Linked DNA regions of Homo sapiens: region 1 is linked to region 2. Evidence: read pairs that join two places in POLR2A ChIA-PET (ENCODE). Cell type or tissue: GM12878. All regions are shown on one strand. Each heading gives the region's core, and the rest is flanking DNA. Links, peaks and the distances in the headings are about the cores only.

The links. ChIA-PET counts read pairs that join two places held together with the same protein. Peaks named below come from ENCODE experiments on the same cell type or tissue, not always from the same donor. Only the 100,000 strongest peaks of a DNase experiment are listed, where the experiment ranks them.
Region 1: POLR2A ChIA-PET joins it to region 2 with 7 read pairs; 2 of 35 experiments call an interaction of 5 or more read pairs at or near these places.

What each region holds. Positions count from the first base shown.
Region 1 is chr3:183,840,567-183,848,456 of GRCh38, reverse strand. PARL (presenilin associated rhomboid like) reads left to right here. Exons shown (of 10, transcript NM_018622.7): 5 at 4,131-4,226; 6 at 6,010-6,159; 7 at 7,817-7,887. Among named protein-coding and RNA genes, the nearest start is that of MAP6D1, 19 kb to the right of the region's middle. In GM12878, for the core only: no CTCF peak of the experiment used is centred there; no DNase peak of the experiment used is centred there.
Region 2 is chr3:183,542,065-183,549,954 of GRCh38, reverse strand. All of the region lies in intron 1 of KLHL6 (kelch like family member 6), which reads left to right. It overlaps KLHL6-AS1 (KLHL6 antisense RNA 1), which reads right to left and starts at 1,220. Exons shown (of 2, transcript NR_046687.1): 1 at 992-1,220. In GM12878, for the core only: no CTCF peak of the experiment used is centred there; a DNase peak (open chromatin) is centred at 4,984.

The DNA of each region.
Region 1 (7,890 bases), core at 1,948-4,447, 300 kb before region 2:
ATCCTGGCTGACATGGTGAAACCCGGTCTCTACTAAGAATACAAAAAATTAGCTGGGCGTGGTAGCGGGTGCCTGTAGTCCCAGCTACTCGGGAGGCTGAGGCAGGAGAATGGTGTGAACCCGGGAGGCGGAGCTTTCAGTGAGCGGAGATTGCGCCACTGCACTCCAGCCTGGGAGACAGCGAGACTCCGTCTCAAAAAAGAAAAAAATGAATAAACAAACAAAAAACGCTGCAAAGCTAGGTGTTTTGAGATTCAGCTGTTTTTCTTAAGTAAATACACCCTGGTTTGCTATAAGCCTTTGATTAGTTTCCAGAGTTCTGAAAAGGTTGATTCTGACATTTTTTGCCAGTTCTTTCATTGCTCTTATGAAGGAGAGTTTTCAGAGCTCCTTACTTTGTTATTTTTCACTGACATAGTCCAGTGCGTTACACAGGTGTGAGGGTAGGCACTAGGACAGCAGTGCCTTCCTGAATCAGTAGTGCCAAGCTTGTCCAAGAGTTACCGAGTCAGGAAGAAGCAGGTGACATCCCTCCTAAGTGGAGATATACAAAACTTAAGCTCTTCTATTTCTCAAAGGAAAAGGAGAGAGGAGGAAACCATTATTCTTTGTTCATTTGCATGCTAGGTGCATGTACTATCTTATTTAAGCCTCACTACAACCTTTATGAGGTAGGAGGTATTGTCCTCATTTTACAAATGAGGGAATAAAGTGCCACAGGCCACAAAACTGCTAAGTGACATACTTAGGATTCAGACTTGAAAAGGCCATTCTCTTTTCACCATGTTTTCCATTTGCTGGTTCACTGTGTGACTGCTACATTTCATCATGTTTTCTCATTTCATCGTCACTCAGCCCTTTTTTTTCTTTTTATTTATTTATTTATTTATTTTGAGACAGGGTCTCCCTCTGTCGCCCAGACTGGAGTACAGTGGTGCAATTTTGGCTCACTGCAGACTTGACCTCCTGGGCTCAAGCAATCCTCCCACCTTAGCCTCCCAAATAGCTAGGACCCAAGCATGTGCCACCATGCCCAGCTGATTTTGTTCATTTTTTTGTAAAGAGGAGGTCTCACTATGTTGCCCAGGGTGGTCTCAAATTTCTAGGCTCAAGGGATGGATCCTCCTGCCTGGACCTCCCAAAGTGCTAGGATTATAGGCGTGAGCCACCACACCCGGCCCGTTCAACCCTTTCAGGTAGATTTTATTATTCTCATTTTACAGAAGAGGAAACAAGCTGAGCGGTTAGGCCTCTTCCCCAGGTTATAATGTAAGTAGGACAGAGTCACTTCTGCTGGACTCCTTCACCCATACTTTTAGCCAAAATGCAGTACTGCCTCAGTAGGCCTAGGATTGCCACACATCCTCTCATGCTCATCCGCTTCTGGGGACCAGCATATGCTGTTTCCCAGCAAGGAAGCCGTTTTTATGTGGTGTCTGAAGTCCTAGAGTGACCAAGGTCAAAATAAATCCTCCTGGCTACCCATGTCTTGATGTATAGTAGAAAGAGCACTAGATTAGGAATTCTGGCTTGGCCACTGAATTTGGCCCTCTGACAACTTGTACCTTTTAGAGCCTGTTTTTCTCATCTATAACTGGCCTTCAGAATAGGGTTTACAAAGAAGAAAGTATGTGCATTTCACTTTTCTTATTTCTTTTAAATTTGTTAAGTGTGTCTTATGAATTTATAGTGGTTCACGTACATAATTTGTTAATAAGTATACATATATGGGATGTGTCTGTTACTAATGGATGGTGTTTACTAATGGGGTGCCCCATGAAAGCAGTTTGATGACCACTGGCTTATGAAGTAAGGGATTTTGGCTACAGTCTGTTTCAGTGCCAGTACTCATTATTTATCAGAAAAGCTTCTTGCGTTTGGATTGAAAACTTAGCAGTGTTAACTCTTTGTCTACTGTTAACCTCAATGTCTTTGGTTATCTTTCCCCCCGCTTTTTTTTTTTTTGAGACAGTTTCCCTCTTGTTGCCCAGGCTGGAGTGCAATGGCGTGATCTCGGCTCACCTCAACCTCCGCCTCCTGGGTTCAAGTGATTCTCCTGCCTCAGCCTCCTGAGTAACCGGGACTACAGGCATGCACCACCACGCCCAGCTAATTTTGTATTTTTAGTAGAGACGAGGTTTCTTCATGTTGGTCAGGCTGGTCTCGAACTCCCGACCTCAGGTGATCCGTCCGCCTCAGCCTCCCAAAGTACTGCTGGGATTACAGACGTGAGCCACCGCACCCGGCCTTTATCTTTCATTTTTTTTCATGTATTTTCCTTTATTTTAATCACTTTATCCAGAAACATATCCTCGTCTTGACAGTGCTGTGGTGCCTGTGGTTTCCAGAAGCTGGGTGTGCTGTGTGTCTGTGGTTTGAGGAAGTTGCCCATGGAACTGACAGAGGAAGCAGAGTAGTCGTTGCCATTTTTCAGCCTAGTAGGCAGGATCAGGGACCCCATCTTGCTCTCTTTGCCTTGAACCACAATTAGAATAAAACACCAAAGCCCTGACTGATCATGATCATAGCAATCCGATCTTTATGATCATGGCCAGACCATTCTCAGGTCGTCTTTACCCTAAGATATCAATCACTGGGTATGACAACCTAGACCTAAGGGTGCACTCTGGGTAGTAAAGATGATTAACTCTCCCAAAGGAATCTAAGGAATCCAGAGCAACACGAATCACTGCTCTCTTCCTATAGGGTAAACCTCCCAAGACTCCAGTCCCTGTGAGGAGGCTCTGCCCGCCTGCCCTTCCCAGGGTTCCAGGCTCCACATTGGGAGGTGTACACAGTGCTCTTCGCTCTTCATTGCCTTGTGTATGATCCCTTTTCCCATCTTTGCATAAATGCTGTCCCTCTCACCATCTTTAAAAGAGTTCTGGGTAATTATTTACCAAAGGTGGTATAATGCTGTCACAGTCCCTGCTAGTGAGACATCTGATACAACTGATGGAATCAGTTCAACAAAATGCAGTAAAATTTTATTTAATGTACTACGGAGAAAGAAAAAATGCTACCAGTTATAAGATGCATCCTGATTTCAGATATTAAAATGGAAAAAATGTCTTAAGATCTGTGAAAAATGTAGCTTCCTTTCCCACCTCTCAAGTGGGAGAGCAAAAACTGGACAGACTAGAAATGCCAGGGGCTAGCTGAGAACCTTACAGAATGAGCAACTGCGGAAGCCACAGGTAACACCGAGATGTAGATCAGCTGCCAGGGACAAGACAAAGAATGTTTTCTAAAGTAAATCCTCTTACCAGTATGTTATTGAAATCAGTCCTTATTGGCATCGAAGAAGGTGAAAGTGCTACTTGCCTGTTGCCTACAGAGACTGGAGGAATGACAAATGTTTATTTTAATTCAACAAGTAGAGGAATACCTGCTATGTGAAGGAGTTGTGGCAATTCATAAAATTAATATATTTTTTGAAGTTTGTAGTTTTCAATAATAATTTCTTATCTAAAATGTAACAAGTTAATTATATTATCGAATAAACCTCAATTTCGTAGTACTAACAACATCAACACTTACAGAAAAAGGAAAGTCACTCAACTCCCACATGTAAACAGACTTTAGAAGCAGTTGCAGAGGTTTTCTAAATTATCCCTGAATTCCTATCACATGACTATTTTTCTCAGACATGTTGACCTTCACCTACACAGATGACTCACATATGTTTCCATAAGCTGGCAGTAAGTTTAAGAAGCATACCATGCCCTGAGGAAAAAGAAGTAATGTTAGCTCTTCTACTCTTGGCCAAAGAACCTAATTCTGTATATTACTTCTGTCTTTGGTTTGGCTATTATAGACAATAAATTATTGATCTGATTATAATTGAGAAAAGTAAGCTCTTCTAAAGAAGTAAAATATGGATCTAGGGAAAGGAAGTTAGCTCCCAGAGCATTTACAATTTCCCAGGAATTCTGTGACTTTACCAACCCTAGGCAGTGCTGATACTTTAAAAGCATTCATTTCACTTGCTTTTTTTTGGCTCACCCCCTATCCCCCAGGTATACAGTACTCTTACATAATTGTGGAAGAATCTTACAAGGGGGTAATGTAGATCAGACTTTCCTGCTTTCATTTTTAACCTCCCTAAATTATAAATATTTATTTTGTAGGTATTATAGCTGCAAATGTCCTTGTATTCTGTTTATGGAGAGTACCTTCTCTGCAGCGGACAATGATCAGATATTTCACATCGAATCCAGCCTCAAGTAAGTCTAACTTGTGTGAATTTATTTTAAGGTAGAAATAATATGAAAGAAATATGCTTTAGTTAATGGAAGTGCTGTAAAAAAGACGAATTACCTATCAATAGCTACAAGCAAAATGCAGAGGATAGGCTGTAAGCTCCTTCACTGAGGACAGGGACCTCACCTCTCTTTTTCTTTTTCTTTGTTTTTTTTGAGACGGAGTCTTCCTCTGTTGCCCAGGCTGGAGTGCAGTGGTGCAGTCTTAGCTCACTACAACCTCCACCTCCCAGGTTCAAGTGATTCTCCTGCCTCAGCCTCCCTAGTAGCTAGGATTACAGGTGCCCGCCACCACACCCAGCTAGTTTTTGTATTTTTAATAGAGACAGGGTTTCACCGTGTTGGATAGGCTGTTCTTGAACACCTGACCTCAGGTGATCTGCCTGGCTCGGCTGGAGTGCAGTGGCGTGATCTCAGCTCACTGCAAGCTCCGCCTCCCGGGTTCATGCCATTCTCCTGCCTCAGCCTCCTGAGTAGCTGGGACTACAGGTGCCCGCCACCACGCCCCGCTAATTTTTTTGTATTTTTAGTAGAGACGGGGTTTCAACATGTTAGCCAGGATGGTCTCGATCTCCTGACCTCGTGATCCGCCCGCCTCAGCCTCCCAAAGTGCTGGGATTATAGGCGTGAGCCACTGCGCCCGGCCAATTTACTTTTTATTTTATTTTATTTTATTTTTTGAGACAGGGTCTTGCTCTGTTGCCCAGGCTAGAGTGCAGTGATACGATCTTGGCTCACTGCAACCTCTGCTTCTCAGGCTCAACTGATCCTCCCACCTCAGCCCCCAGGAGCTGGGACTACAGGTGCATGCCACCATGCCCAGCTAATTTTTTTTGTTTTTAGTGCAGATGAGGTCTTGCCATGTTGCCCAGACTGCTTATTTTTTTCTAATCAACTTTTGCCATAAGGACAAGTTGCTTTCATTGAACTGAGAGTTTTTATTGGTTGCTTACTAAGTAGAAAAGAGATTTATTAAGACAGCTTTTTGTCACTTTTAAAAATGATGTCTTAAGCTGGGCATAGTGACTCACATCTATAATCCCAGCACTTGGGGAGGCTGAGGCAGGTGAACTGCTTGAGCTCAGGAGTTCGAGACCAGCCTGGGAAACATGGTGAAACCCCATCTCTACTAAAAATACAAAAATTAGTTGGGCATGGGGTATGTACCTGTGGTCCCAGCTACTCAGGAGGCTGAGGTGGGAGGATCACTTGAGCCCTTGAGCCTCAACTTGAGGAAGTTGAGGCTGCAGTGAGCCAAGATCGTGCCACTGCACTCCAGCCTGGGGCGACAGAGCAAGACTCTCTCCAAAAAAAAAAAAAAGTCTTAAAAATAGCTGTTTTTGTTTTCCATGTTTGTTTCATAAATTTTTTTTTTTTTTTTTTTTTTGAGATAGAGTCTCGCTCTATGGCCCAGGCTGGAGTGCAGTGGCTCAATCTTGGCTCACTGCAAACTCTACCTCCTGGGTCCAAGTGATTCTCCCGCCTCAGCCTTCCGAGTAGCAGGAATTACAAACGTGCGCCACCACACCTGGCTAATTTTTATATTTTTAATAGAGATGGGGTTTGACTATGTTGGCCAGGCTGGTCTTGAACTCCTGACTTAGTGATCCGCCTGCCTTGGCCTCCCAAAGTGCTGGGATTACAGGCGTGAGCCACTGCGTCCGGCCTAATTTTAAAAGTTTAAAATGGATAATTTTTATTGGCTGTGTGTTTCATGATTACCAGACTATGTTTCTCTCTCTTGTAGAGGTCCTTTGTTCTCCAATGTTGCTGTCAACATTCAGTCATTTCTCCTTATTTCACATGGCAGCAAATATGTATGTTTTGTGGAGCTTCTCTTCCAGCATAGTGAACATTCTGGGTCAAGAGCAGTTCATGGCAGTGTACCTATCTGCAGGTAATATGCTTTAATCTCGGGGCCTTTGAGAGTATAAGCACTCTAAGCTATCTGCAGAACGGACAAAGGGAATGATTACTGCCATATTCTACACGTAGTGAGTGCTCAGAACATATTTGTTTCTCACAGTGTATGTAGAGAAGGGAGCCACAGATTGGTGGAGATGTTGCCTTTTCTGTTCATTTTGCTGATTTCTTCTTACATATGAATTATGTGGGTATGTTTAATTTTAAGTTAGGATAAACAGGCGTTAAGTAAGGGTTAGTGTAGAATTTAAGCATGTCATTTTTGTAATCTCATCGGGCCTTGATTTCATTAGTTTAGGCCCTCCATTTTATAGATAGTGGTTCCCAGACTTCCCGGCTGCCTCAATCTCCTGGGTCTTTGTTAAATAACCTTAAGCAAGCTCATTTCCCCCAGTGTGTTCAGTTCACAGAAAGCTTTAAATCAGAGCTATACAATATGATTGTCAAGAGTGAGTTTGTTCTGTCTTCTTTGCAAGAATGTAGCAGGGAACCACTTCCTAGCCATGGTCTTGAAGATGGTATCGTTTCTTATTTCAGTTAGGAAATTCTCATGCATGAATCCAGGTCCCTAGATGCTGCTAACGTGACAGTTGGTCAAATTTTACTTACCTCTCTGTTTGTAAAATGTACTTACTTAATACAATATAAAAATTAATTTCTAAAATCTCTACATTTAGAAACAGTATATCTGGCAGTTGTGCTGTGATGTAGTGAAAAACACTAAGCTTGGCGATAGACCCAGGTTCAGATCCTATTTCTACTACCAGCTGAGTGATGTTGCAAAAATGACTAAACCTCATGATACTTACCTCCTCATGACAAGGGGTTAAAGAAAGGACTACATAAAAGCATCTACCACAAGCCCCAGAGTAGATGCTTAATTAGTGTTCATCGAATACTTATGTGTATCTAGTCCTTCAAAAAAAGAAGCTGAGCATTGTGTTTGGCTTGTAAGATAAGTGTATAGTTCTTTCCCAAGCACTAGTTATGTTGTAGTTACAGAGGGTCTGTTTCAGATACATTAATTCCTGCTCCATAGGAGGTTTTTAAAAATGAGCCACGTTGACTCAAATGGCACTGAAGCCAAAGAGACTTACGGGATCATCCAGTCTGTTGTCCCACCCCAGATATTCTGATTTCGTGTGTCTGGAGTACAGCCAGAGAATATACTCTTGGGAATGAGTCTTCATGTTATAGTTGAGGAAAATGGTAACTGAGAAGTGGAGTGAATGACCGTGTCGCTCAGCAGATCATGCAGCAGGTCAGACTTTTCATCCCCTGTAAAGTCGCTGAAATGATAGGCAGGAGAAGTATTCATGCCCGTACCCTCACAGTGATCCAGATTGAAACCCGACACTGTTTATCTGTGTAGAAATCAGAAATGAAAACCATTTTCATGGCTGGATGTGGTGCCGCACGCCTGTAATCCCAGCTACTCAGGAGGCTGGGGGACAAGAATAACTTGAACCCGGTAGGCACAGGTTGCAGTGAGCCAAAATTGTACCACTGCACTTCAGCAGCCGGGGCGAAAGAGTGAAACTCTGTCTCAAAAAAAAAAAAAAGAAAAGAAAAAAAAAAGTAAACCATTTTTATACCTCACTTAAATTATTGTAATGTGACTTGTTTTTCAGGTGTTATTTCCAATTTTGTCAGTTACGTGGGTAAAGTTGCCACAGGAAGATATGGACCATCACTTGGTGCAGTA
Region 2 (7,890 bases), core at 3,664-6,163:
TTTTGTCTCTTTTATTCTATTTTATGTATGTATTTATTTATTTCCTAGAGACAAGGTCTCCCTATGTTGCCCAGATAGTTTCAAACTCCTGGGCTCAAGGGATCCTCCTGACCCGGCCTCCCAAAGTGCTAGGATTACAAGCATGAGCCACCACACCTGGCCTCTGTCTTTTATTTTAGAGGCTATACTTAAATATCTGGTAGTCTTTGGATATCTGTTCCTATTTAAGAGTCAAGCACTAACATGGTGAAACCCCATCTCTACTAAAAATACAAAAAATTAGCTGGGCGTGGTGGCACATGCCTGTAGTCCCAGCTACTCGGGAGGCTGAAGCAGGAGAATTGCTTGAATCTGGGAGGCGGAGGTTGCAGTGAGCCAAGATCATGCCACTGCACTCCAGCCGGGGCAACAGAGCAAGACTCAGGTGTCCCGACCTGACGAGTGCCATTCAAGTTGGATTTAGCCATGAAATAAGTTACAAAAAACTTTACATTTATCAGCACTTTGGGAATTTTGAAACTACAGATAAGGGATTATAGATATATAATGCTGAAATATTTACTATCATATTGGTTCTGATCCACAATATTGGAAAATATTAAAAGTGGAAAATATAGGGCCTGACCCTGGTGTTACAATCATTGGCTTCACTTGAGTTCTCAAGTGTACCCACTGTGGCAGCAGCAATCCTCAACACATTTGCTGTTAGCCAGATTTTTAATACAGACCTACATGGCCTTAACTCATTCTTGTTTTTCTTGGCACTTATTCTCTTTTTTAAAATTTGTTTAAATTTTACTTTAAGTTCTGGGATACATGTGCAGAATGCGCGGGTTTGTTACATAGGTATACACGTGCCATGGTGGTTTGCTGCACCTATCAACCCATCATCTAGGTTTTAGGCCCTGAATGCATTAAGTATTTTTCCTAATGCTCTCCCTCCCCTTGTCCCCCACCCGCCGACAGGCCACGGGTTGTGTTGTTCCCCTACCTGTGTCCATGTGTTCTCATTGTTCAACTCCCACTTATGAGTGAGAACATGCGGTGTTTGGTTTTCTGTTGCTGTGTTAGTTTGCTGAGAATGATGGTTTCCAGCTTCATCCATGTCCCTGCAAAGGACATGAACTCATTCCTTTTTATGGCTGCACAGTATTCCATGGTGTATATGTTCTTGGCACTTATTCTATCACCTGGGCTTTCTGACTCTTTTCTGACATCTTACCCCATTATGGAGACAAAGCTCAGGATTACAACATCTACATGTGGCTTAAGAGTAGTCTCTTGCCCCACTTTTCTGCCATGCAGTAATTGGTTAATATGTAATAATGATTAACAAGTGCATAGATTGTGCTCACAATAACCTTCCCATTCCTGGCCTTATGCCTGATTTTTGTAGCTGGCGGGTAAAGTCCTCTCAACATAGCCTCAAGGAACCAGACCTAGAGACTGCGGTACAAGACAGGAGTGAGACAGGAATCCAGACAAGGATTCCAGGCAGCAGCATCAACAAAGGAGATTGCTAATGACTCAGCCTCAGCCTGGAAGCTTTTCTATGCATGAAGGAAGGGCCAGTCATGAGACAGGGCAGAGAAAAGCCTGATAACCCCTCCCCTCATCACTAGGACTCCCCTCCCTCTGCCAACCCTGGGAATCACAGCAGGGCTGCCCTCACAGGTCACTGTCACTTACAGAGTGTGCCATATTTTGCAGTGAGCTGGGCTTCCCAAATGGTGAGAACCAGTTTCTGGTTCTAGCCACAGTGAGGTCCCATATATTTTCAGAGCGCACTGTCTTTTCACCTTGCACACCCTGACCCTGCTTCCTTGTCTCTTTTTTAACCCTTTGATCCAGACTGATGTCCTAAGGCATGCTGGGTCCTTGCTGCTATGGGGGTCTGTCAGCTCAGCCCCCAGACATAAACTGGAATGAATGTTCCAACAGTATCCTGCCTGTGCATGTGTGTATGAGCACAAGGAGGCTCTGATTTTTACATTTCCTCCTCATTTTCAGCTTATGTAGCCTACACTAGCAAAAGAGTCTTGGGGAGCTGAGGGGTCATAGGAAATGACCTGTTAGCCACATTTCTGTTCTCTGTGAAGAGGCCTGTTTTCAGTTTAGACATCATGGGGAAACCACTCTTCCCATCAAAGTGAGCTCCCCCAAGGATGAAATGGACACCATGCTATCTACTTGATATTATGAAGACTGAATGAAATAAAAAGAATCCAGCAAAGTGCCTGAAAAAATGTAGGCCGTCCATATTCCAAACTGGGAAAAAATGCTTAATGCAAAGATTACCACGTCACGTATAAAAACAAAATACTGGAAGCAACCTAAATGTCCACAGTGAGAGAATGATTTTCATATTATGCCTCTGTTGAAATTGGTAGCAATATAATAAATAGTCATTATGAAAAGCATGGAGCACCGTAGGAAAAATATTATAATGAAAACAGGGGGCAAAGCAAGATGCAAAATTGCATGTAAACTATGGAAAGATATGCATGTGAGAAAAGGTAGACAAATAACACCAAAATGAAAACTGTTAACATTATCAGAAAGCCCCATAATCCCTTACCCAAAAATCTGGGAGCCAGATGTGCTTTGCCATTCAGAATTCTTTGGATATTAGCATATCTTAAATGTTATATAGCACCTCCAGCGCTCTTTAGTCTAATGCATTAGTACTTCAGCAGTGAGTATACAAATAGTTGTCCTAAGTGGAATAAATAAAGACTCTGAGGTCGGGTGCAGTGGCTTACTCCTGTAATCCCAGCACTTTGGGAGGCTGAAGCTGGTGGATCACCTGAGGTCAAGAGTTCAAGACCAGCCTGGCCAACATGGTGAAACACCGTCTCTACTAAAAAATATAAAAATTAGCCAGGCACGGTGGCGTGTGCCTGTAGTCCCAGCTACTCAGGAGGCTGAGGCCGGAGAATCGATTGAACCCGGACGGCGGAGGTTGCAGAGAGCTGCGATCATGCCACTGCATTCCAACCTGGACGACAGAGTGAGAGATTCCGTCAAAAAAAAAAAAAAAAAAGACTTATGGCACTGGGGTTTCAGTCCGGACTCGCCACTTGTTGGCTGTGTAAATCTTGGAGGAATTGCTTGGCTCCTCTGAGGCTCAACGCCGATGTCTACAATAGAGCGAGGCTAACAATTTACGTCTACCGATCCCAGCAAGTTGTGAAACGCGAATAGTAAAATGGATTCATTTATTAATTTATTTGCCCCAACACTTTATGCGTGGTAATAAGTCAGATTTCTTGGTTCTGAGAAACAGAAATCAACTCTGGCTTATTCGAGAAGAGGAATTTATGTAAATGATAGTAGGAACTCATAAAATCCCCAAAGAAGTTTGGAGAACCAAACCCAGAAGACAAACAGGTGCAAGGGAGGCTAGACAGGGGCCAGGACCGCAGCCCGAAGCCACCCAGGACTCCTGTGGGGAGGACTTCCCTGCTGCTGTACAATGCTGGGGCCACAGCTGCACAGCTGCAGCCACTGGCACTGCTGTCAGGGCTGTCTCTGGAAGCTGGAGGCTGCTGCTGCTTGTCCTGCCTCCACCCAAGCAGGCTTTCCTCCGACTGGGCTTGTTGATATCAACGGCTTCCAATTCAAAACTATTTGCTAGGCCTGCAATATATGCAGAATAGATGTTAAAGTATCATGAAAACTACACAGTTATGAGGGGATTCCGTGACCCTTGTCACATAGGCATCAGAGATATGGATCCTGAGACCCAAATATGCAAGAAGGTAATTATTAGCACGTTCACTCCTCTGCTCCCTGCAAAACTGTGAGGAGCCCTGGATACACTTGTAGGGATGTGTGGCATGAAGGCATCATCCATCATGGGTGGACTAAAAGCAGGTTGAAAATGCAAGCCATGTGAAGGCAGTGACCACCTTATTCTTCTCCTCGATGCCATTGCAATGGCTGACACTCAGCAGACATCCTGTAAATGCGTGAAGTGAACGAACGCTTGGATCTTCCTCCTGCAGGTCCAGTCACTGATTAAGTAGCATCCTGGCCAGAGCAGGAAGTCCTCACAGAGTTGTGTGGGAAGCTATTGGGCAACTTTAGAAAAGGGAAAGATGATAAAATGTGGCTATCACAGGAAAAATGGGAAGGAACAGTTCCAAAATCCAAAATGCCTCAGAATATTATGGATTGAACCGGTCGCTCATGTGACCACCTGCATACAGATGTGCCATGCATACAATGTGACTCTTGCAGTTCTTTTGTTTTTTTGCACTGGGAGTGGGGAGAGGGGTTCTGCACCAGGGCAGAAGTGCCATTAGGTCCTTTGATTTTTCAAGGAAGTGTCATCTCTGTCACCCCTACCCATGATGTCTAAACTGAAAACAGGCCTCTTCATAGAGAGATCCACAGCATGTGGATATTATTCCAATCAAGATTAGAAAATCTATTCTTCAATTTTAGATAATCTTCCATGCAGCTCCCAACTAAAACACAACAGAGAAATATTTTCATCATTCATAGCTCAAGTTGTGAGCTTTATCCCTGCATCAAACCCATGGATATGCAACTGTCCCTCCATGAAAATGTTTTTTCAGGACAAGGGTCTAACATGGTAAGCACCAAACAGTCCACGAAAAGAGCTGGCCACATGCAGAGCCTTTGTGTTTTTGGTAAAACTGCCATGAGCGCAACATCCATTTGCGCTGCCTCATATTCCTTTATTGGTGAGCATTTTTTGGTTTCGAGGGATAGGAAATCAAGTCAATCAGCTTAGGCAAAGAGAAAGGTATTTGGTCACATTATCAAATCATAGGAAGGGCTGGGATGCAGCAGAGCCCAGGGAGAAGAGGAACCAGGCCCTTTCGTGCAGCCTGCGTGCTCTTTCTCCACCCCTCACTTGGCTTCTCTCAGGTTGGGTTTCTCAGGCTGACTTCTGCCACACGGTTGGGAGTTTGCCTATTGGCTGCTATGAGACTCCTAGCCTTGGCTCTGGAGGGAAAATGAGGGACTTTCTCTACCTGTGGCTTGAAAAACCCCTGGGAAAGACTCTGATTGGCTCAGCCCCATTCAGTTACCCAATCCTAGGCCAATCACTGTGCCAGGGAGGTGGGGCACAATGATCAGCCCAGCCTAGGTTAGGAGTCCACCCTTGGCTAAAGAGCTGTGCGTGTGTGTGTGTGTGTGTGTGTGTGTGTGTGTGTGTGTGTGTGTGTGTGTTTGAGAGACAGAGAGAGAGACAGAAGATAGAAAGGCGGAGAGGCCTGTAATGACGTGAGAGCTCCCGCCTGAATCACATGATTTGAGTGGGGCCTGGATGGGGAGAAGAGCATTTCCCGATATGGAGAGATGCTGGACAAAAGGAAAAATAAAGTCCGCTAAAGAGGGGTAACAAACACTGCTTTACTTTCTTATTAGCCAATTTGTCGCACTTTTGCCTTTGCTGTGACTGTCAGGAAGCTCTGTGGATTAACTTTCCTGAGCCTTGGTTTCAGAGACATATTCTCCTTCGACTTTAATTTCTTAATTCTTGTGTTCTTATTTTTATTGTTACTGTTTTGTGTTTTATGATCCCTCTGCTTCTTTTGTAAAAGCCTTCTTAAATGCTTTTGGTGAGGCCATCTCCACGTAAAGATAAGTCTCCTTTGCTGTGAAAAAGTATCACTTAGGCAACCTACATGTCCTCTGCTAGCTGTAAAGGTTAGCATTCTTTTACTGTATTTAACTTCTATGGAAAACGTTAAGGCCACCATAATTACAAGAGTGCTGATACTGCTATGGCTTTTTTTTTTTTTTTTTTTTTTTTGAGACTGAGTTTCGCTCTTGTCGCCCAGGCTGGAGTGCGATGGCCTGATCTCAGCTCACGGCAAACTCTACCTCCCAGGTTCAAGCGATTCTTCTGCCTCAGCCGCCCGAGTAGCTGGGACTACAGGCGTGTGCCACTATGCCCGGCTAATTTTGTATTTTTAGTAGAGATGGGGTTTCACCATGTTGGCCAGGCTGGTCTTGAACTCCTGATCTCAGGTGATCCGCCTGCCTCGGCCTCCCAAAGTGCTGGGATTACAGGCGTGAGCCACCACACCCGGCCTGGTGCTACGGCTTTAAAACACAATCAAACCAAAACTAACAGGTTGCATCATAGCCCTTTCTGAAGAGATGCTCTGGGATCTACAATAAATAATAGACACTCAGCAGGTTTGCATATAATGATTCAGGTCCAGGGTCCAGTAAGACCTTATTGGATTGAAAAGATCATGTGTCTTGTAGAGTAAGCTCAGGTTTATGGAGGGCTGAGTATCAAGGGCCTTTTGGTGTTGGGGGAATTTTGGGAGAGGTGGAGGCCCAGTGGATAACTCCTGGAAGGTGGAATTTTATTGTATTATTGTGTATAGCGAACGCAACACAAAAAAATAGGACAGAAGAGAACAGAGATTAGGGAAAGTTAGGAAAGTGTCAGGTGACTAGCAGTGTCTTTAAAACTCAGGATAGCAGGCTGGGTTGGCAGACGATGTCTGTCTCATTAGCAGGTGGGCCTGGAAATGGAGGGGGAGAGAATTCTTAGTAACTGCTATGAAAATCCTCACTCCTCCCATGCTCCTCCAGTGTACCACCGATGATTAGCAGGCCTTCAGTTAAGGAGCACTGCATAGTATTATCTCTCTCTCTCTCTTTTTTTTTTTTTTGAAATGGAGTTTCGCTCTGTCGCCCAGGCTGGAGTGCAGTGGTGCGATCTCAGCTCACTGCAACCTCCATCTTCTAGGTTCAAGCTATTCTCCTGCCTCAGCCTCCAGAGTAGCTGGGATTACAGGTCAACACAACAAGATAGTTTTTGTATTATTAGTAGAGATGGGGTTTCGCCATGTTGGCCAGGCTGGTCTTGAACTCCTGACCTCAGGTGATCTGCCCGCCTCAGCCTCCCAAAGTGCTGGGATTACAGGCTTGAGCCACCTCACCCAGCCAGTATTATCTCTCTTAATGTGCAAATACCTGGAGGGGAAGGAATGCAAAATGTTAAACTTTCAGAACTACAGTGCTGAGTGGACTTAGTGAATTTCCATCCATCTGTCCATCCATCCATCCATCCATCCATCCATCCATCCATCCATCCATCCATGTATCCATCCATTTGACACAAATTTATTAAGTGCCTACTCTGTGGCAGGCACAGAGTTTACAAAGATGAATAAATTATGGTTCCTGCTTGACCTGGAAATCATCATCTAGTTAGGACAGAGAGATAAGTAAATTGATGTTTACTGTACAGGGTGATAAGTGCTATGATGCAGCTCTGCACAGGGGTTATGGTGGAGCTGGGGACAGGGGCTGTGAGAGGTTTGCTACATGGGAGCTATAGGAGCTTACAGAAGGGCATTAAATCAGACGGAAGAAAGAGCAGTCTGAGAAGGCTTCCTGGCAGAGGTGATATCTGAACGGAGTTTTGAAGGATGAGTAGGCATTGGCCAGAAGGGGCCAGAGGGGAGAAAGGAGAAGAGAGGAGCATTCCAGGCAAAGAGAAGCACATCCGGGAAGGTGCCACGCAGTGTAACCACAGGTAGAAGAGTAGGTTGAAATAAAGGACATGCACAGGCCAATAAGGCTGAGAGACAGGCATGGTCAGACCGGGAAAGGTTTTGTTGGGTGAAGCTGTGGAGTTTGAAACATGACTTACAGATAGTGGGAAGCCGTGGAAGAGTCTTTAAGTAGGAAAGAGATGTGATCCAAGATCTCCCTTAAAATAATCCTTTGCACTGTGGGTATGGAGGGTCCCATCAATCTAGGCAGACCCTTAGGTAAGTTGCAAGAAATTTCAGTGAGAGGAGATGAGGGTTGGAATTAAGGTATAGGCAGTGTGGTTGGGGAGAAGGCCTCCAGCAACATTCACATCCTCTCTGAGGGCCTGCAGGG